Linked DNA regions of Homo sapiens: region 2 is linked to region 1. A link is an interaction called in ENCODE POLR2A ChIA-PET data of the cell type or tissue named here. Cell type or tissue: GM12878. All regions are shown on one strand. Each heading gives the region's core, and the rest is flanking DNA. Links, peaks and the distances in the headings are about the cores only.

What was found. Peaks named below come from ENCODE experiments on the same cell type or tissue, not always from the same donor. Only the 100,000 strongest peaks of a DNase experiment are listed, where the experiment ranks them.
Region 2: POLR2A ChIA-PET joins it to region 1 with 8 read pairs; 4 of 35 experiments call an interaction of 5 or more read pairs at or near these places.

What each region holds. Positions count from the first base shown.
Region 1 is chr1:168,110,055-168,117,399 of GRCh38, reverse strand. The region is part of intron 1 of GPR161 (G protein-coupled receptor 161); the gene reads left to right. Among named protein-coding and RNA genes, the nearest start is that of GPR161, 23 kb to the left of the region's middle. In GM12878, for the core only: no CTCF peak of the experiment used is centred there; DNase peaks (open chromatin) are centred at 4,063 and 4,279.
Region 2 is chr1:168,058,094-168,065,438 of GRCh38, reverse strand. DCAF6 (DDB1 and CUL4 associated factor 6) reads right to left here. Exons shown (of 22, transcript NM_001198956.2): 18 at 1,680-1,818. Among named protein-coding and RNA genes, the nearest start is that of MIR1255B2, 63 kb to the right of the region's middle. In GM12878, for the core only: no CTCF peak of the experiment used is centred there; no DNase peak of the experiment used is centred there.

The DNA.
Region 1 (7,345 bases), core at 3,233-5,732:
TGCTGCCTCTTTAAAAAGGGGGAGAAGTCATCCCTACCTGTAAAAGTTATTCAGAAAATCAAATGAGATTATGTGTGTAATAGTATGTCATATATTGCACTGCGTTTTGCAAATACTGTCATTATTAGTTAATAATTAAGCAATACTCTGGAAATGATAAAATTCTCAAGGAATCTAATAGGAAGAACGGAATGGATTAAGGACTGAGCCTTGGGAATATCTATACCCAGAATCCAAGAGCTTGGATTTGGAACAGTATTTGATAGACTTGCTGCTGATGCCCTTGTGGAGAGGGTTGCAGTCAGCTGCAGAAGCTGGAGAGGAACCTCAAACCCAGTGGCATTTGCAGAAGGATGTTGTGAAGGGCAATGAGGTGCTCAAGTTGATCATGTATCTGTGGAGAGCACCAAAGCCAGGTCTCTCCCATTGGCGAATTCAGAATTCAGAAGTCCATAGGCCATCTGGGGTTCTGACTCTAGCTTCTTTGCCTTTCCCTGGTACATTCTCCCAAGCAGATCAGAGCTCAGACCTGCTGCACTTGTTAAATGAGAGGTTTTGAACAAAGACATTCCTAGATTTGTGGTGCCCTGATGGGGAGAGGGCCAAAGCACTGTGCATTGCAACAGACTCTGCGTTGGCTGGGTGGGTACACGCCCCTGGGGTTGCAGAGGCCACGCCTTGTGCCTGCCATCTATGGGGCAACTTTCAGGTGAGTGCCAGGGAAGGATGAAGGGAGGGCAGGAGGGAGCCTTTGCACCTGGCTGTTTACACATAGGTGTGGACACCCAGGGAGCCCGTGATCTCTTTCTGCCTCTCAACGAGCTGTGTGGCCTGGTTTGTGGTTGGAATGAGAGTAGGGTTCCCTTTCTTTATCTCAGTTACAGGGTGGTTATTAGATCCTTCTTCCCAACCCTACCCCCACCACACACCCCGCCCCAGTTAGTGACTGATGTGTGTAAAGTGCTTTGAGGTGCTGAGATAAAGGGGCCCTGAGAGTATGGCCAGATGAGCAGCAGGGTGATTTCACCTGGACTTGTTGGAAGTGGTGTTTAGGAATTTTCCTCACCTGGAGGATAATTTATTTGAACAGCTTATGTACCTACCTGTTTGCACTTGATTTCTTTAGAAGAGGGCAGCTGGAAGTCCCAGTGCTGCAGGCTGGTCAGCTCTTCGTAAGAATTGATAGTGGGATTCACAGAGTGGACAATGGAGTGGTGCATTCTGCTCTAAAGGAGCCTGTGGAGGAGGAAATGAAACACTGCCTCACTCAGGCAGATTTAAGGATATCAGAAGAGACTTTTATGATAAAAGAAACTATTTTCAGGCTGGGCGTGGTGGCTCACGCCTATAATCCCAGCACTTTGGGAGGCCGAGGTGGGCAGATCACGAGGTCAGGAGATTGAGACCATCCTGGCTAACACAGTGAAACCCCGTCTTTACTAAAAATACAAAAAAAATTAGCCGGGCGTGGTGGCGGGCGCCTGTAGTCTCAGCTGCTCGGGAGGCTGAGGCAGGAGAATGGCGTGAACCCGGGAGGTGGAGCTTGCAGTGAGCCGAGATCGCGCCACTGCACTCCAGCCTGGGCGACAGTGCAAGACTCCGTCTCAAAAAAAAAAAAAAATTTTCTCTGGAGCAGAATTCTGGAGAGGACAGGTGTGTCTTGTCCTATCCCGGGGACCCTCATTAGAGAGGCGTCAGGACCTGCCTCCTTCTGACCACCACACCCCGCCAGTAACCCCGGGCCTGTGATTTGCAGGCTCTCAGGCTGTCCCTTAGGATGTCCTCATAAATGAAGGGTATTGTGGAGATGGGGGAGGTCTCACTTTCCTTGCTGTGGCTTGTGAACTGGGACATAGATCTTCTGATCCTAAAGGGGCACACTCTGGGGGTGAAGAGCTTCTTAATGCTTCCATATGAGGAGAGTCTACTTCCTAGGGCCCAGGAGCCCATGGCAAAAAGAGGAGGAAAAAGAGGAGGCTGAGGCAGGCACAGCTGTGCTTGAGTTGGCCTAAACTTGACAAAGGGAAGGCTTCTGGTACCAGTGTCCAAAGAGGTGGAGTCTTGACATGTGTTATATAGATCATGATAAATCAGAATATTAGGATTCTGTAAGTTGCAAGTGATAGAAACCCAGCAAAATTAGTGTGAGGGAAGGAAAAAAGTGACTGTCTTATGTAACTAGAATAAGATTCAGAATCTTAAGTCCTTTCATCAGCATTTGTGGATGAATTCACCTGTGTCCTCCCCACCTATCCACCCCTTTGCCCTGTGCTCTCATCCTCTGCTTTATTTGCTGGTAAGCTCCTCCCATGTAGTGTTAAAGACGGCCAGCTGCTACAACCCTGGGTTCGTATTTTGTCACACTGCCAGCCCTGTGGTAAGCTAGCCTGTCCTCCAACGCTTCCGGACAAAATCCCGGACCTAGGGTCATGTGAGCATCCCTAGCCCCATCAGTGAGACTCTCTAGCCCACCCGAGATCAAGAGCTGACCCCTAAAGCTGCAAGTGATGATGGCTTCACCCAAATCACATGGCCTAAAAATTTAAAAAGGGTAGGCCAGAAATAAATGAAGGGTCATTTCCCAAAGTAAAATCAGGTTAAACTCTTCAAATGGTAACACTGGCTTGCAGTGAAATGTTACTGTGCACCAGATGCTGCTCCAGGCACTTTATACAAATGAACTCAGTGCTCACAATAACTCTTAAGAGGAAGATGATACTCATTTTACAGACAAGGACACAGAAGGCAACCCTTTTACTTAGGCGTATGTAGCTAAAAAGTGGATGGGCTGGGCTTCAAACCCAGACAGTTGGCTTCAGCATCTGTGCCTTTTTTTTTTTTTTGAGACAGAGTCTCACCCTGTTGCTTAGGCAGATGGCGCGATCTCGGCTCCTGGGTTCAAGCAATTCTCCTGCCTCAGCCTCCTGAATAGCCGGGATTACAGGTATGTGTCACTACACCTGGCTAATTTTTGTATTTTTAGTAGAGACAGGGTTTCACCATATTGGCCAGGTTGGTCTTGAACTCCTGACCTCATGATCCACCCACCTCAGCCTCTTAAAGTGCTGGGATTATAGGTGTGAGCCACAGCACCTGGCTGGCATCTGTGCTCTTAACCACTAGGCCACACAGTCTTCTGACAAGTGCAGAGCAACAGCAATATGATCAGGGAGAAATTTCCACCTTAAGACAATCAAAATGAAAGAGTTTTAGGTAAAAATATGAGACCACAAAATAACCCAGATTTACACAATTAAATAATAGAAAGAACCTAGTCTTATGATGTAGTAATTCTGTCCTTGAAGCTCAAGGCATTTCTGGAATTATTTCTTGGATATTACCATGCAAAGCAGTTTATAAAACACAACAGATACCTGTCTCAATACCCTAGTATTGCCTTATTTTTTATTTTTGTTTTTTAATGTTTAAGTTCAGTGGTACATGTGCAGGTTTGTTATATAGGTAAACTCATGTCACAGGGGTTTGTTGTACAATTATTTTGTCACCCAGGTACTAAGCCTAGTACCTAATAGTTATTTTTTCTGCTCCTCTCCCTCCTCCCACCCTCCACTCTCAAGTAGGCCTTAGTGCCTGTTGTTCCTCTCTTTGTGTTCTCATCATTTAGCTTCCACTAATAGGTGAGAACATGTGATATTTGGTTTTCTGTTTCTGCATTAGTTTGTTAAGGATAACAGCCTCCAACTCCATCCTTGTCCCTACAAAGAGTATGATCTCGTTCTTTTTTATGTGTACATAATATTCCATGGTGCATATGTACCACATTTTCTTTATCCAGTCTATCATTGATGGGCACTTGGACTGATTACAAAATGGTATTAATTACTGACTTGAGTGATAAGATTTGGCTTTGAATGACCTGAAGCCGTTGCCAGTGGTCTAATCCAGCAGACAATTTACTATTTCTGGAAATGCACAAGAAGACTGAAGACAATTCCAAAAGAGGAGTGACCACAATACGTTGAGCTGTGGTGGCAAGGATGAGTTAGTGATCAACTTTCCCTGATGACCTGTCTGAGAGGGACAGCTGTCTTTCTCAGGGATAATTTCTGATAGGTTTATTAAAACCTTTGTCTAGATGTTTCTCGGAGAAGCAGTGCAAGGTGATTTACTTGGCCAGGGCAAGATGTAGTGAGTGTGGGAGTTCTGAAGCACCTTTGTGTCTAGCAGCAGAACAGCCCCAGAGAGTAGAAATGTGAGTCACACTTGAGCTTGTTTCCATTCAATGGGCCCTGGCTTGTTGGGCCCTGGGTAAGCTGGCTGCCTGCCAGGAAGCCTCCTCTGGCTGGGGCATTCCAAACCACTTCTCTTGTTCTTTAAAGATACACCCTGAGGGATTTGCTGGGGCTTGTGCCTTCGCTACTCCAGACCTCCTGGCAGAGACTGGGATTTTGGATTTCACTGGGTGGGCAGCTCTTAGGTCCACATTCCTCCTCTGTCTTCTGGGGAATATTGGACCAGAAGGCCTTAAAGACTGCAAGCCAACTCTGGGCTCTCTGATTCGCAGGTCACTGGTGTGCTTGCTAAGATGGAGTCTTGCTCTGTCACTCAGACTGGAGTGCAGTGGTGCGATCTCAGCTCACTGCAACCTCTGCCTCCTGGGTTCCAGTGATTCTCCTGCCTCAGCCTCCTGAGTACCTGGGATTACAGGCACCCGCCACCACTCCTGGTTAATTTTTGTATTTTTCGTAGAGATGGAGTTTCACCATGTTAGCCAGGCTGGTCCCGAACTCCTGACCTCAAGTGATCCGCCCACCTCGGCCCACAAAGTGCTGGAATTACAGGCATGAGCCACTGCGCCAGGCCTAAATTTTATTTTTTATTGTTCCTACTTAGATTAATCTACGTATTTACCAAATTTTTTTTTTTCTTTTCCTTTTTTTTTTTTTTTTTTTTTTTTTTGAGACGGAGTCTCACTTCGTCGCCCAGGCTGGAGTGTAGTGGCGCGATCTCGGCTCACTGCAAGCTCCGCCTCCCGGGTTCACGCCATTCTCCTGCCTCAGCCTCCCGAGTAGCTGGGACTACAGGCACCCACCACCACGCCTGGCTAATTTTTTGTATTTTTAGTAGAGACGAGGTTTCACTGTGTTAGCCAGGATTGTCTCAATCTCCTCACTTCATGATCTGCCTGCCCCGGCCTCCCAAAGTGCTGGGATTACAGGCGTGAGCCACCATGCCTGGTCCCAAATTTTTTTCTAACAGTTGATTCTTGTACCCTACCTCTTATCTCTGGATTGTTTTCTTCTTCATGAAATGTATTTGTAAGCAGATCACTCAAGAGTTGTCATTAGTAACCATTCAGGTTTTGTTCACCCCAGAAGTATATTCACCTTCTCTTGAATATTATAGAACTTTAGGGCAAAGGTTCCTTTCCTTAGATATTATTCCATTGTTTTCTGGCCTCTTTTTTTTTTTTTCTGTTGAAGAGTCTACTATTTATCTCACTGTTACTCTATAGGTGAAATTGTTTTTTCCATTTCTCTGTATGTTGGTGTTTTCATTTTTTATTATGATGTGTCTTGATACAGGCTTTTAAAAAATTATTTTCAGAACTTGATATGCTCTTTCAATTTGAGGATATTTCTTTAATCCTAGAAAATGTTCAATCATACCTCTAAATTCTTGTTAACTCTAGTAGATTGGATATGTTTGGCTCAAGCAACAGAAACCCAACTCAAAATAGCTTTAAAAACAGTTTTTAAAAATGTATTACTTCACATAACAAAAAGCCAGGAGAAAGGTGACTTCAGGATTTATTAATTTATTAGCCCAAGGACCAGCCTTTCTTTTCAGCCATGCTCAGCATGTTGGCTTCGCATCCCTAATGGTCTCAAGACGACTGCCACAGCTCCAGGCTCCCTTTCTGTCTTTGCCACTAGGGTCATTAGGGAGATTTATCTTCCTTGTGTCTTTGTGTGATCAAAGCAGCTTTACCCAAAAATCTTCCCCCTTCCCCTCATCAAAGACTTTTCCTCCTGCCTAACTACAGGTGGCGACTGCCAGAACTGCAAGAAGAAAGGGAACATAGTGATTAGTTTAGACCAATCAGGATCTGTATCCCAGAACTAGGGATAAGATCAGGCTTCTCTGAGGCACTTGGAGGAGGGTTGGACACCAGACAAAGTCAGAGGTCTGCTAGTTAAGAAAAAACTGAGAATGGTTGCTGGGTAGGTAGCCAACAGTGTCTACTCCTTTAATTCTCTCTAACCTCGCCTGCTGCCCTTCTGTTGGACATACGTTGGATTTTCTTAGCCCATTCTTCCTGTATTTTGACTTTTATTACATCATTTCAATTTCTTAATTTTTCTGACTGCATTCTGAGTAATTTCCTCGGACGTTTCTTCTAGGAACCATCTTTCAGTTAATCATCTTTCTTTTTAGCTAAATCTGCTGTTTAACATACCCATTCGTTTGTCTTTCATTGTGGTTTCTAGTTCTTTTCCCTTTTTTTTTTTTTGAGATAGAGTTTTGCTCTTGTCTCCCAGGCTGGAGTGCAATGGCATGATCTCAGCTGACTGCAACCTCCGCCTCTTGGGTTTAAGCAATTCTCCTGCCTCAGCCTCCTGAGTAGCTGGGATTACAGGTGCCCGCCACCACACCCAGACAATTTTTGTATGTTTAGTAGAGACGGGGTTTCACCATGTTGGGCAGGCTGGTCTCGAACTCCTGACTTCAGGTGATCCACCCACCTCAGCCTCCCAAAGTGCTGGGATTACGGGAGTGAGTCACCACGCCCGGCTTCTTTTCTTTTTAAAAGCTTTTACTTGTATTGGTTTTATTGTCTCTTTTCTTTTCTTTTCTTTTCTTTTCTTTTCTTTTCTTTTCTTTTCTTTTCTTTTCTTTCCTTTCCTTTCTTTCGTTTTTTTTTTTTTCTTTTTTAATGTTGACAGGGTCTCACTCTGTCGTCTAGGCTGGAGTGCAGTGGTGTGATCACGGCTCACTGCAGCCTCAACCTCCTGGGCTCTGGTGATTATTCTCCAACCTCAGCCTCCCAAGTAGCTGGGACTACAGGCACACACCACCAAGCCTGGCTAATTTTCTGTAGAGATGAGGTTTCACCACATTTCCCTGGGTGGTCTCGAACTCCTGTGCTCAAGCCATCTGCCTGCTTCGGCCTCCCAGAGTGTTGGGGTTACAGGCGTGAGCCACTGTGCCTGGCCACCATATTTTTTCTATTAATTCAAGTTTTTGGAAGTCAGTTCTCCTATTTTGTTGCTGTTGTTGTTGACTGTCGCTCATGGTGAATGCTATGTGCTCACTTTCATCAGGTATTTTCTTGTTTGTATTCCTTATAAATTCCTTATAAAGCTATTTTGATTTACTTCTG
Region 2 (7,345 bases), core at 2,888-5,387, 52 kb after region 1:
CAGTGGCTCACACCTGTAATCCCAGCACTTTGGGAGGCCAAGGCAGGAGGACTGCCTGAGCTGAGGAGTTTGAGACCAGCCTGGGCAATATAGTGAGATCCCCTATCTATAAAAAAAAAAACTGACAAAAATCTGTCTTCTAGCTTCTTTAAATTATGATAGGCATTCATCAGCAAGGGTAAGATGGCAGTAAGTAATAGAAAATCCCCCCTAAGAAGAGGGACTTTGCTTTGTTCAATACTATATTTACAGCACCTGAAATGGTACTTGGGATACAATAGGTGCTTAATTATTAACTGCTAAATGAAAGAATAGGATTTCTGGGTTTTGGGCAGTATAATGGCAATTTACATATATGTTGCTGAACTTTCCAAAAATTGTACCAATTTAGCTTTATAAGACAATGAAATAATTCACAGATAAAAGAAATTGTCTTTTGTATTTTGCTTTAGACCCAAAGAATAGAAAGAAGATCATTAGCTATTATAAGCTAACACAATTGAGAAAGATACAAACATACTTAATTTTATGAAGCAGAATCAAAGGCATATGATATACTGGAATAGTTATAATGACATTTTTAAATGAATGCACATGAATGAAACATCAAAAATCTTTGTATTTCAAACAAGGATTTTAAAAAATTTTAACTGCAGCTGCTACTTTGCCATTTTTGGTGCTCTCACAAAAGAGGGGAGACAATTTTATTGTTATCTGAGCTACTGTTAAATTTACTTATCTTCTCTTTTCTCACTCCTTCCTCTAATTATTTTCATGCTAACTTTTAGGCAATAAAATGCAAGAAATATAAATTGGTTACTTCTATTAATAATGAGTAACCTTTTAAAAATGAGTAAATTGTTACTAGCAATGACATTTATAGAAAGAGCTAATTACTTCCCCAACCCAAATGTTATTTTTTAACCTAGATCCTAAAGAAAGCAAGCTACAAATTCATCAGCAAGGGTAATATGGCAGTAATATGGATTAAAACTGATTCTGTAGATACCTTCTGATGATGCAATGTATATGAGGAGAACAACACTTTCTAGTTATGAAGGGATCAGAGTAACAGTTACACTAGTCATCTCAAAAACTTTTCTTATTAAGTAATTAATATTACACTGGGTGTAGAAACTTGTAGATCGTAAAAACTACAAAAGATCTTAGAGATCTTTCTGGTCTATTCTTATTTCATCTGGTAAGTCACTAAAACAAATTTTCACTTGTCAATCTTAAAAATGGGTATAAAGTGGCCTGACAATTTTTTGCAATCAACTTAGATTTTATAGATCCAAATCCTTCTCTCCAAAACTAACAAAGAATGCTAATACAAGCTAAAAAAAAAAAAAAAAAAAATCCACCAGAAACTTTTCAGGTAGACAGCAAATGTGAGAAAGAGAGGGGGAAAAAAAAAAAAAAACAAAAGCAATGATTACTTGTATAAACTAAAAATTTTTTTAATCTGCATTTTTTTAGTAGAGTTTTCTTGTAAAAAATAATGATCTTTCACAATATATTATAGGGCTAAAAGAACCATGTTGGATAAAGAGATAACTGAAGATTTAATAATGTAATACTGAAATCCCATTGGCAATATATGAAGATAAATCATTATGGAAAAACACTCAGAGCATGAAACTGCAATTTCACCAAAAAATGCCATGAACATTTGGTACCATTGTCCTGGAGTTGCGATGGCCTTTATAAACCATTTTTACTAGCGGCCTTCTAATGTTCAAAGTATCCAATTCTTCCATTTCTTTCCTTTCTTTTCTCCGTCTGAAGAACTCCTGAATACGGGCAACAGCAGAGCGTCTATATGAATTACATATTAAAAAAACAAAAATAAATAAAAATATTCACAAAGAATAATGAGAAACTTATGAAAATATAGTAAGTCTAGGAAATACATAAACACACTATCTCAATAAGGCACCCCCAACCAAAAGCATAAAAACGCAGACACAACAGTGAGAAGTCAGACTAGTTGAGTTACTACAACAAAGTATTTTAGTTAAGAGATCACTTAGAAATTTGGTACTGGATGAAAAGTAAAGGCAATAGCATGCGGCAAACTGGTTTTTAAAGGGCTATTTTATAAAAACATAATACAGACAAAATTCATGTGCAATTTTACTACAAATATAACAAATTTTATCCAATGTTCTTTCCCCTCTTCTCCATATTAAGAAAACACATAAAGAGAAATGAAAAGAAACTAAAGGTAATATATAATAGCAGTGGATAGACTTCTATTTTGATATTTTATTTAAAATGTGGTTTAAAGATGTTCCAAAAACAGACTACTTTAGGTAAAAAGAATAATGAAACCCCATCTCTACTAAAAATACAAAAAATCAGCCAGGTTTGGCAGCGGGCGCCTATAGTCCCAGCTACTCGGGAGGCTGAGGCAGGAGAATGGCATGAACCCGGGAGGCGGAGCTTGCAGTGAGCCGAGATCGCGCCACTGCACTCCAGCCTGGGTGACAGAGCGAGACTCTGTCTCAAAAAAAAAAAAAAAAGAATATTAATATATAAGCAATAAAACAAGGGCCTTCAAATAGCATCTTCTTTATGGACTCCATATTACGAATTTAGAACTAATGAAGCAGATTTTACTCTCTTAAGAAATGATTTGGTGACAGAACTGGGATTGAAGAACAAAGGACTCTTAAAAACTGATTTAACTATTAAAATAAAACTTCTCTCCTAACACATATTACTTAATAATTTTGTCAGTTTGAATTTATTTAAAATATTATATTTTGACATATAACAGACCAGACGTCCATAATCTTTAAAAAGGTTACAAATCAGTAAGAAAAACAGATCTCATAACAGTTAACAAATATATAAAAGATGCTCAGTCTCACTAATAATAGGATAAAAACAAAAAACTGATCTTTTTATGTTTATTAGATGGAAAAGACTTTTATGTATATCAGAATGGTAAGAGTTCAGGAAAACAGGCATTACTGAGAGGAGTTTGAAAGCGGTTTTTACACATAAAAAAGATATTGTAAACTTTTTACTAAATATAACACATATACGGGAAAGTTGAAAATCCTAAGGTAAAAAGCTCAATGAATTTTTGCAAACAAAACAGGCCCATATAATCAGCACCAGAATTTAGAAACAGTATAACCAGAATTCCTGAAGTCTCCTAAGTACCCCATTTCCATCATTACTGTCCCTTTAAAGGAAACCATTATTCTGACTTCTGATATCATGAATTAATTTTGCCTGCTTGTGAACTTTAATTAAGTGGAATAATACATTTTTTTTATGTCTAGCTTCTTTAGCTCAGAATTATGTTTGTAAGATTCACCCATGTTGTACTTGGCTGTAGTTCATTCATCCTTTTTGCTGCAGAGTATTACTTGGTATAAATATATTAATATTTATTTATCCATTCTACTATTGGTGGACATTGGGTTGTCGACATTTTTGATTACTAATATTAGGCTACTATCCACATTTGTGTATGTTGTTTGGTGAACTGTGTACATATTTATGTTGGATATATACCTAGAAGAGGAGCTGCTAGACCTCAGTATGTGCATAATGTTCTGCTTTAATAGATACTCTCAAACTGAAGATCTATTTGTGGTTTTCCAAAGTGGCTGTATAAATTTACACTCCCACCCATAGTGTAAAGTTCCAGTAAAATATATTTTTGAAGAGAAATTAAGTAATATAAGCTTTGACTCAGCAATTTAACTTTTAAAAAATGTATATTACAGAAAAACTTAAAATATGTAAATACATAAACTTTTTTTCACTGCACAACTGTAATTGAGACAGATTGGAAATAATCTAAATGTTCATATAGAAAGAATAGGTTAAATAAATTATGGCAAATCCATACAATGAAATACTTATGCAGCCATTAAAAAGGGTATGAATGATCCATAAACCACATGAAAGATATCACCATTATACTGCTTAATCTAAAACACAGGCTAAAGAATAATTCATAGAATAAAATTATATATGCATAGAAAGGGTTTGGAAAGATGGACATTAAATTGTGACTAACAATTTTTAAAATAATTATGTAACAATTATATACTTCTACTTTCATAATAAAAAGATGTTTACTTTTTCATAAACTAAATGGTATACTTTAAGCTATATAGACTTACTTAAAAAGTGTTTTCAAAACTTTTTTCTATGCTATCAAAGAAAAAGGAATCTCCACATACATTTTTAAGTTAGATACAGTTAGAAACTCCCAGAAAAGCTGACATGTTTAGTTCACTCTATTTCTGACTGGGAGGTGAGAATGGGAAGGATAGAGAGGTCAAATATTCTCGAAAGAGACATACTTAAGAGACATATGCTTGGATCTCTCATTTTTCTGAATGGAAGAAAAAGGAATAATGAATCAGTTACAAACATGTGATTAGCAAGAAACCAATAAAGAAAAAACTCTTTTGCTAAGAAAGTAGAGTTATAGGTAGCAGAGGAAATAACTGTGTTGCTAAGCCAAAGGACATAAGAGCTATAAATGAGAAAAAAATTATGCAACAAGAATTTACATGGCAGCTCAAATCATTTATTTTATCACCTAGGCTGGAGTGCAGTGGCGGGGTCTCAGCTCACTGCAACCTCTGCCTCCCAGGTTCAAGCAATTCTCCTGCCTCAGCCTCCCAAGTACCTGGGACTACAGGCCTCCACCACATCTGGCTAATTTTTGTATTTTTAGTAGAGATGGGGTTTCACCATATTGACCAGGCTGGTCTTGGACTCCTGACCTCAAGTGATCCACCCACCTCAGCTTCCCAAAGTGCTGGGATTACAGGCATGAGTCACCATGCCCAGCTTCAAATCATTTAAAACAAGATGTATGGACAAAATTAAGGCTGCATTAGTAAATGAGGTGGTAATAATTATGAATAAACGAGAACTGTATCAAAGCATAAATGTTCATTTAAAAAGTATGCTCTAGGCCAGGCACGGTGGCTCACCCCAGTAATCCCAGCTACTTGGGAGTCTGAGGCAGGAGGGCTGCTTGAGCCCAGGAGTTCAAGACCAGCCTGGGCAACACAGTAAGATCCCATCTCTAAAAAAAGATGAAAAAAATTAGCTGGGCATGGTGGTACACACACACCTGTAGTCCCTGCTATTTGGGAGGCCGAGGTGGGAGGATGGCTTGAGCCCAGTAGTTACAGGATGCAGTGAGCTAAGATCATGCCATGTATTCCAGCCTGGGTAACAAAACAACTCTTAAAACAACAACAAAAACCAAAACTCAAAATATCTACGGGCCAATTAATACAAATAATAGAAAAGGAATGTAGCTGGATACATAATCATATACAAGTTAACTGCATTTCTAAATATCAGCAGGGGACAATTAGCCTAAATTTTAAAAGGAATGCATTTATAACAGCAACAAAAAGTGTCTTTAAGTTATAAAAAATATATGCAAAACCTGCTCACAGAAAAATAAAATGTTACTGAAAGATATTTTGTAAAAGGCCTAGGCTGAGTGCAGCAGTTCACACCTATAATCCCAGCAGTTTGGGAGGCTAAGACAGGAGGATCCCTTGAGCTCAGGAGTTTGAAACCAGGCTGGGCAACATAGTGAGACCCCATCTCCACAAAAAAATCACAAAAATAAGCCAGGAGTGGTGGCACACATCTGTGGTCCCAGCTACTCAGGAAGCTGAGGTGGGAGGATCGCCTGAGCCTAGGAGGTCAAAACTGCAGTGAGCCATGATCATGCCACTGCAATCCAGCCTAGGCGACACAGCAAGACCCTGTCTCAAGGAAAAAAGAAAAAAAGGCCTAAATAAATGTAGACATAACTTTGTATTGTAAAGATAAACAATTTTCACCCAAATTTATTTTACAGATTTATTACAACTATAAGCATATTCTGATGACTTATTTGTAGAACTGAAAAAGTTGATTATAAAATCAACCAAAGGACAAAGAATAGCCAAGATCCTTCTAAAAATGAATAAAGAGAAGGAAGGGTCTTGCCTTAGCCGCCATTAAGATTTACTAAAAAGCTATAATAATTACAAAAGTATGATACTGACAGAGAGACAGGCAAATTGTCTGATGAAACAAAAGAGCCTAGAAACAAATCTGTTTTATATAAATCTTTGTAATATGACATAGGTGGGATAGCAGATCACTGGGAAAATTCACCATTTCATAAATGTACAGGGGAAAAACTGGCTATCTAAATGGGGCAGGGAAAAGTTACACATATACATCATAAACAAAAATCAGTTCCAAATAAATTAGTAACTTAAATGTCAAAAGTAAAACTTCAAAAGGAAATTCAGATAAATTTTAAAATTCCAGATAAGAATTTTGTAAATAAAAGAAAGTGACAAGCATAAAAGATTGATAAAATTTAATGTGAAAATTAAAAATGGTTCATCAAAAAACAGCCTAAAAACAGTGAAAAAAATCATAAAATAGAAAAAATATTTGTACACTAATACACGATAGTGGATTAGTATCAAAAATGCATTAAGAACTCTTATAAATCAATAAGGAAAAGAAAAACAACTCAATTAAAACAACCCAGTAGAAAACCAGATCAGGACCGGGTGCAGTGGCTCATGCCTGTAATTCCAGCACTTTGGGAGGCCGAGGCAGGTGGATCACTTGAGGTTTAGGAGTTCAAGACCAGCCTGACTAACATGGTGAAACCCCATCTCTACTACAAATACAAAAATTAGCCGGGTGTGGTGGCATGCACCTGTAATCCCAGCTACCTGGGAGGCTAAGGCAGGAGAATCACTTGAACCTGGGAGGCAGAGGTTCCAGTGAACTGAGATCGTGCCACTGCACTCCAGCCTGGTGACAGCAAGACTCCATCTCAAAACAAACAAACAAACAAACAAAAAACCAGATCAGGAGATCAGGCTGAAAAACATGAGATGCATAATCTTATTTGTAAATTGGGCAATGAACATCAAGACCATATTATTGTTTACCAAATCAATTAGAAAAATCAAGATATGTGACAACAAGAATCAGTGATGTGAATAAACACGATTTTTAAAAAATATTGTTAGATATTATATTTAATTTACACTCCCACTTTGGAAAACAATTTTAAATTATTTTGTAAATGGTCCATTCCTTGGTATATACGCAAGAAAAACTGTTATCAGGAGAAATATTTCAGAATGCTCAAAGCAGCACTGTTAATACCAAAAACTAGAAATAACCTAAATGTCCATTAACAGGAAAATGGATAAACTGTGGTTTAGTCAAATATGGATTATTAGATAGCAGTAAAAATGATTGGGCAAGAGCTACATGTAACATGGATGAATCACAGTAAGATAATATCTGAGGAAAAAAAAGAGTC